Linked DNA regions of Homo sapiens: region 2 is linked to region 1. Evidence: chromatin loops called from intact Hi-C (ENCODE). Cell type or tissue: HCT116. All regions are shown on one strand. Each heading gives the region's core, and the rest is flanking DNA. Links, peaks and the distances in the headings are about the cores only.

Evidence for each region. Hi-C counts contacts between places; a loop is a spot of excess contacts. Peaks named below come from ENCODE experiments on the same cell type or tissue, not always from the same donor. Only the 100,000 strongest peaks of a DNase experiment are listed, where the experiment ranks them.
Region 2: it touches region 1 in a loop (2.8-fold over the local background); 10 of 110 quality-filtered maps call a loop at or near these places.

The regions. Positions count from the first base shown.
Region 1 is chr12:96,197,477-96,200,292 of GRCh38, forward strand. All of the region lies in intron 1 of ELK3 (ETS transcription factor ELK3), which reads left to right. Among named protein-coding and RNA genes, the nearest start is that of ELK3, 4.5 kb to the left of the region's middle. In HCT116, for the core only: no CTCF peak of the experiment used is centred there; DNase peaks (open chromatin) are centred at 675 and 1,585; H3K4me3 peaks cover 1,881 bases; H3K27ac peaks cover 2,182 bases.
Region 2 is chr12:96,046,154-96,048,969 of GRCh38, forward strand. No RefSeq gene overlaps it. Among named protein-coding and RNA genes, the nearest start is that of TRD-GTC2-8, 12 kb to the left of the region's middle. RefSeq lists an enhancer at 935-2,134. In HCT116, for the core only: no CTCF peak of the experiment used is centred there; a DNase peak (open chromatin) is centred at 1,618; H3K4me3 peaks cover 1,774 bases; H3K27ac peaks cover 2,500 bases.

The DNA of each region.
Region 1 (2,816 bases), core at 188-2,687:
TTAAAAGTCATCATCTGTAATTTTGGCCACATACGTAACATAGCATTCATGAATTTTCTCTTTCTCTTTTTGGTCAGTAACATGCAATAATAGAGTGACATACGGATGGTGACCTTGTGATGGTGTACCCTTTATGTCCTGAATTAGGCCATCCATCTCTGAAACTCTGCAAGTATAGCATCTTCATGCACTTGGTACCAATGCTGTTGAGACCAGAATGGCAGTAGTCCAGATAGGGGAGAGCAGTGATTTGCCAGCTCCATTTGAGTTTTGAAGTTAACCTAAACATTTATTAAAGACCTCCTCTTTTTCTTATATAAAAAATTAAATAAGTCAAAAGTGCTAATATACAGTACATGTAACTCTGAGGTCATATATTAAAATTTATATTTGTAATAACTTTTTGGAACTTGAATCTTTTCCTGAAATTGGTTTTAAAGGACTTCCAGGCAGTGTATGTAAATTAAAATATTCCCTTCTTAGCTGTCAGATATTGGATTTTGTGTGTTCTGTGGGACCCAATTATATTTATATATCTATCTGATTCAGAAGACCAGTATGGTGCTGTGAAATGTTGCAAAACATGACCTGATGACAACCCAAAACACTTCATAGAAAACTATCCAAGAATGTGACTTCCTGGAGTAGAGTCTTTTTTCACTGAGGGTGAGTTGCTGCTTACTAATCGTTAGTTTTGTTGCCTTCCAATTCTAAGGAATGACTCAGTCATCTCCATGTTTCCCAGACCTGGACTTCCTCATGAAACTTTATTTTTTTAATTGTTTATGTTGCCAGGGCTGGCCTTGCACTCCTGGGCTCAAGTGATGCTCCCACCTCAGCCTCCGCAGTAGCTGGGGTTACAGGTGTGAACCTCTGTACCAGCTGTCTCATTAAAGTTTAAAAGAAATGGGCTGTCTGTCCATTCTGGCTTTGTTCTGGCTGTAGAGCCCAGATGACTGTCTTCTGACCCTTTCCTAAGGTTCTGTACATAAATACGCAGATGAGAGGGGAAGGGGACTCCATTTTTGTTAGATTTTCTTGTATGTTTCAGGCAAAAGTTTTTTATGTCCTGGTTATCTTTAATTCCTCTTTGCCTGTATAGATCGACTTATAACACACTTTGAGACCATGCTAGCAGAATAGTATCTTCTAAAGGTTGGTTGTTTTTTTTCCTATTGTAAAAAATATTAATGTGAATTGCCTTACAAAGATACAGAAAACTGCTATAAAAAAATAGACATCTCCCATAATTCCACTGTTTACCTTTTGATGTGTAATTGTTCAGTTTTTTAAAAAAATGCATATGTGTGTCTATGTATATCCACACATGCACATACCATTTTTAATTGAAAGCACACTGTACTTACTGTTTTATAACTTTTTTCACTTAACATGTAACACATTTTAATAATTAGTACCGAGACCGAAATTATCACATAGAGCTTCTATTTATTGATCTAATAAATGTGTTGGCTCAACCATGGATTGACATAATTTCTTCATAGACTTGTTCAGTGTTTTTTGTCCTCTGTGGTTCAAGTAATGTTCTAAGAATGCTGCCCTCTTGAAAGACTGAGTTCCTATGTGCTGTGAAATTTTGGATTTTGATGAGTTTCTCTGTGATTTAAGGATGAGTCATGATTTGCAGTAGAATATCAAGATGTAGTAACAGGAAGTACAGGGCACTACACATGAAAATAGAATGTTAAATGATGAAGAGAAACCAGGTTAAACTGAAAATATACCTTGAAATTATCCAACTATGAAGGGAGAGGAAGGTGTGTTTTGTACATTTTAACAACTCCTATTACTGTTTCATTTTCTATCAGTGGAGTTTCCAAACTTTGAAGTTGGTGTTTTAAATTGATTTTTAGCTCAAGATTGCTGTTGTTCATAGCCACTTTGAATTGAGGTCATTCAGCCTTTTGATTGAAACCATGGCAGTGAGACCATGAAAACTCTAGTTTTGCCACTTATAGAGCAGCCCCAGTAAATAAAATTAGCTGTGTGTGTGTGTGTGTGTGTGTGTGTGTGTGTGACCTTCTGTGAAATTCTAAATGTCTTCAAAAATGGTAGATTACTCAGTCTTTTAAATAACTATTCTGTGCAGAAATTCAACTCCCCATGGTTCCTGCCTGAAACCAAAATAAAAATTGCCTTTCATCCATTACTGGAGATTTACATATATGTCAGCAGTTTTAAAGTAAACTTTGAACTAGTCATTTCAATAAATTGTGATTTGGTTTGAATTCCCACTAGGAATAAAGTCATTGACTACTTTATTGCTATGTATTAATTTACATTTCCTGGAAAGTACTACTTTTTTCTAAGAATTAAATAAGATTATAACATGGCTTTACTTGTATATTTTTAAAGAAATTTAGACAATGTTATATTAGTGTATTCTAATTTGAATTAGACTGAAATGAATTTACTCACACACTCTAAAACAAGGATCTATTTATGACACATAGTGTCATAAATATGCTTAAAGTTTCTATAGCTAAGAACAATTTCTGAATATCCATGTGTAATATGGGAGTGATGGGATAGGTATAAAACACTTATCTAGATACCTTCTCTTTTTATTTTTTAAATTGATATAAATGTACATATTTATGGGGTACATAGTGATTTTTTACATATATATCATGTATAGTAATTAGATCGAGGTAATTAGATCCATCATCTCAAATGTTTATGATTTATTTGTGTTGGGAACATCCATTATCTTCCTTCTAGTTAATTGAAACTATATAGTATTATAGGCATCCTGCAGTGCTATAGAACACGAGAACTTACTCCTCCTGTTGGAG
Region 2 (2,816 bases), core at 273-2,772, 150 kb before region 1:
TGAACCCAGGACGTGGAGTTTGCAGTGAGCTGAGATCACGCCACTGCACTCCAGCCTGGGTAACAGAGCAAGACTCTGTCTCAAAAAAAAAAAAAAAAATGCAGATATCAGGCCTGCCCTGACCTACTGGATCAGAATCCACATTTTATTCAGATCCCCAGGAGATCTGTGTGCATTTTAAATGAGATCACTGCCTTAGAGGCTCAAGAAATACTTTTGGCATTGGAGAAAATTCAGTCCAAGTGTTAATCAAACATGTCAGGACTCCTTCTCTTAGGGTCCACTGCCCTTGACCGCCATATCAGTACTCTCTTAATACCCTAGTGTTATCCTCAACAAAGCATTTACCACACTGCATCATTGTCAGTTTACTTGTCAGCCTTCCCTACTACATGGTGGGTCTTTAAGACCCTGATTGTATATTCTCCCTCTCAGCACATGTCTGTTGTATGAATGAACAAATGTATAAATGAGCGAATGAGATTTCACATGAGGTTCCAGGCAAACTTTTATTCAGTGTTTCACTCTGTGTTGACTTTGCAGCAAAGAAAAAGCCACCTTCTGCACTTGCCCTTGTCCTCTGATGTCACCAGGCAATGTTTGTTTGTGATACAGAATGCCCTTGCCAGCCCACCCCCCCACTAATTGTAAACACTTTTAAAAACATTGTTATTGAAGCATACTATCCATTCATAAAAATGCACATATTGTAAGTGTATAGCTCACTGAACTTTATAAACTGAGCATGCCAGTGCAATCAGCACCCAGATCAGAGACAGAACATTACCACCACTGCACTGTTGCCTCCCTTAAGTTCCGTTTCAGTCTCTATAAATCCTGCTTCCTAGGGGTAACCACTGCCTGACTTCCAATAGCATATTACCTTGACCTGTTCGGCTATTTATCTTTCCTTTGCATAAACAGACACATACAGTATATTCTGTCATGCCTGGCTCCTTGGCTCAACATTCCTTTTGCAAGATTTCTCCATAATGTTGTGTGTACATCTAGGCTGTGCACACTCACTGCTGTACAGTGTTCCATGTGTGGATATACCATGATTTACTTATCCTTTCAACCGTGGATAGACATGTGGGTGATTTCCAGTTCTGAGTTATTATTATGAATGGTGCTGCTATGGATATTCTGGTACGTGTCTTTCGGTGAACACATTGTAGCCAGGTTTTGACATGCTGCTTTGAAGTTTAGACAGTTGCACCCTGCCAGGAGATTTCCTTTAAGACCCCTGCACCAGGCCAGAAACATTCACTGCATTGCAGCAACCTGATTCTGTAGTTGTTGACACAAATCCAACACCCTTCTCCCTACCCCAGCTTGGGTAGGGGTTAAAAGTAGATGAAGTAGGGAGGGAAGCTGTTTTCAAGTTACAAGAAAAAGTTCTTTACAACTGCTGGCCTTGTTCATACTTTATTTTCCTCTCACTCACTTCCGTTTCTTTTCCAGGTAAGCCTGATTGCAAGCTTCATTGTACCTGTTTCTTTCTGACTCAGATTCCAGCTCAGCTTACATTTTTCCCACTAAGTAGGCAGTGATATTTCATCACAGCAGGTACTTACACCTTTTGTTCTGATGACTTAAAGCACAAGTAGGTTTTGATAAGTGCTTGCAGGGTTTCATTTTCAAAAGTCCTATTTCTGTGTCATATTTGTTGGCTTTGAGCCCAGTTTCTCTTGCTCTGCCAACAGAGCAGGTTATGCCTATTTGCTCATGGAAATAACATTTTCATGAGCAAAGGCTAACCCCAAATGCTTTCCTCCTAAACGTTCTTCTCATCTACAAATCCATGTTTGAGGAACTATTATTTTGTCATTTCTTACAAAAGGTTTTTATTTGAAATTCAGAGTTGAGTAAACCCATGGAAGAGACTCACATGGTTGACTCACTCTCTGCCCTCTCCTGCACATGTGTCTCAGGATTTCTTAAACCCAGCCGAGCACTTCCGCAAACCTCCCAGACCTGACCTCCTCCTCCCTTCCAAGCTGCTCCCCTTGGCTTCCAAAGCAGCCCCCTTCTCCTTTCTTCCTCACACACACACTGCACCCCACTCAGCTCTATCCAACCAATGCACGGTCCTGGAAGGCCCTCCATACCCACTTCTCTCACCTCTGCTCAACTGCCCCCTTTCGCCATAGATATATTCCCAGTGTATTTTTCTCTCTTTTGGTTATTAATTCTTCTGAACATGAACTTCACATACCTATGTATGTATGTATGTATGTGTATGTATATACACATACATATATACATGCAGTTAATCCTCATTATTCATGGATTTGGTGTTTACAAGTTTGCCTACTTGCCAAAATTTATTTGTTATTCCAAAATCAATATTTACAGAGCTTTTGTGGTCACTCTTGGACACACTCAGAGCTGTGAGAAATTTGAGTCTCCGGAGGCACACAGTCTCAACTGAGGTTAAACAAAGTGACCCTCTGCCTTCCTGCTTCTGCGCTTATACTGTAAACAAGTGTCCTTTTTGCAGTCTAATGTCACCTTGTTTACACATTTTTGTGCTTTTCGTTGGTGATTTTGCAGTTTAAAATATTCCCCAAGTGGGTGCTGAAGTGCTGTCCAGGGTTAAGCGCAAGAAGGCTGCGATGTGTTTAGGGACAAAGTGTGTGTGTTAGATAAGCTGCATCAAGCATGAGTTACAGTGCTGTTGGCTGTGATTTCAATGTTAATGAATCAACTATATATTACAAAAGTGTCTTGAAACAGAAAAACATATACAATGAGATTTTGTATTGATTGATGAAAATGTGAACAGAGGCTCTCAGGAACCTACTATATTTCCC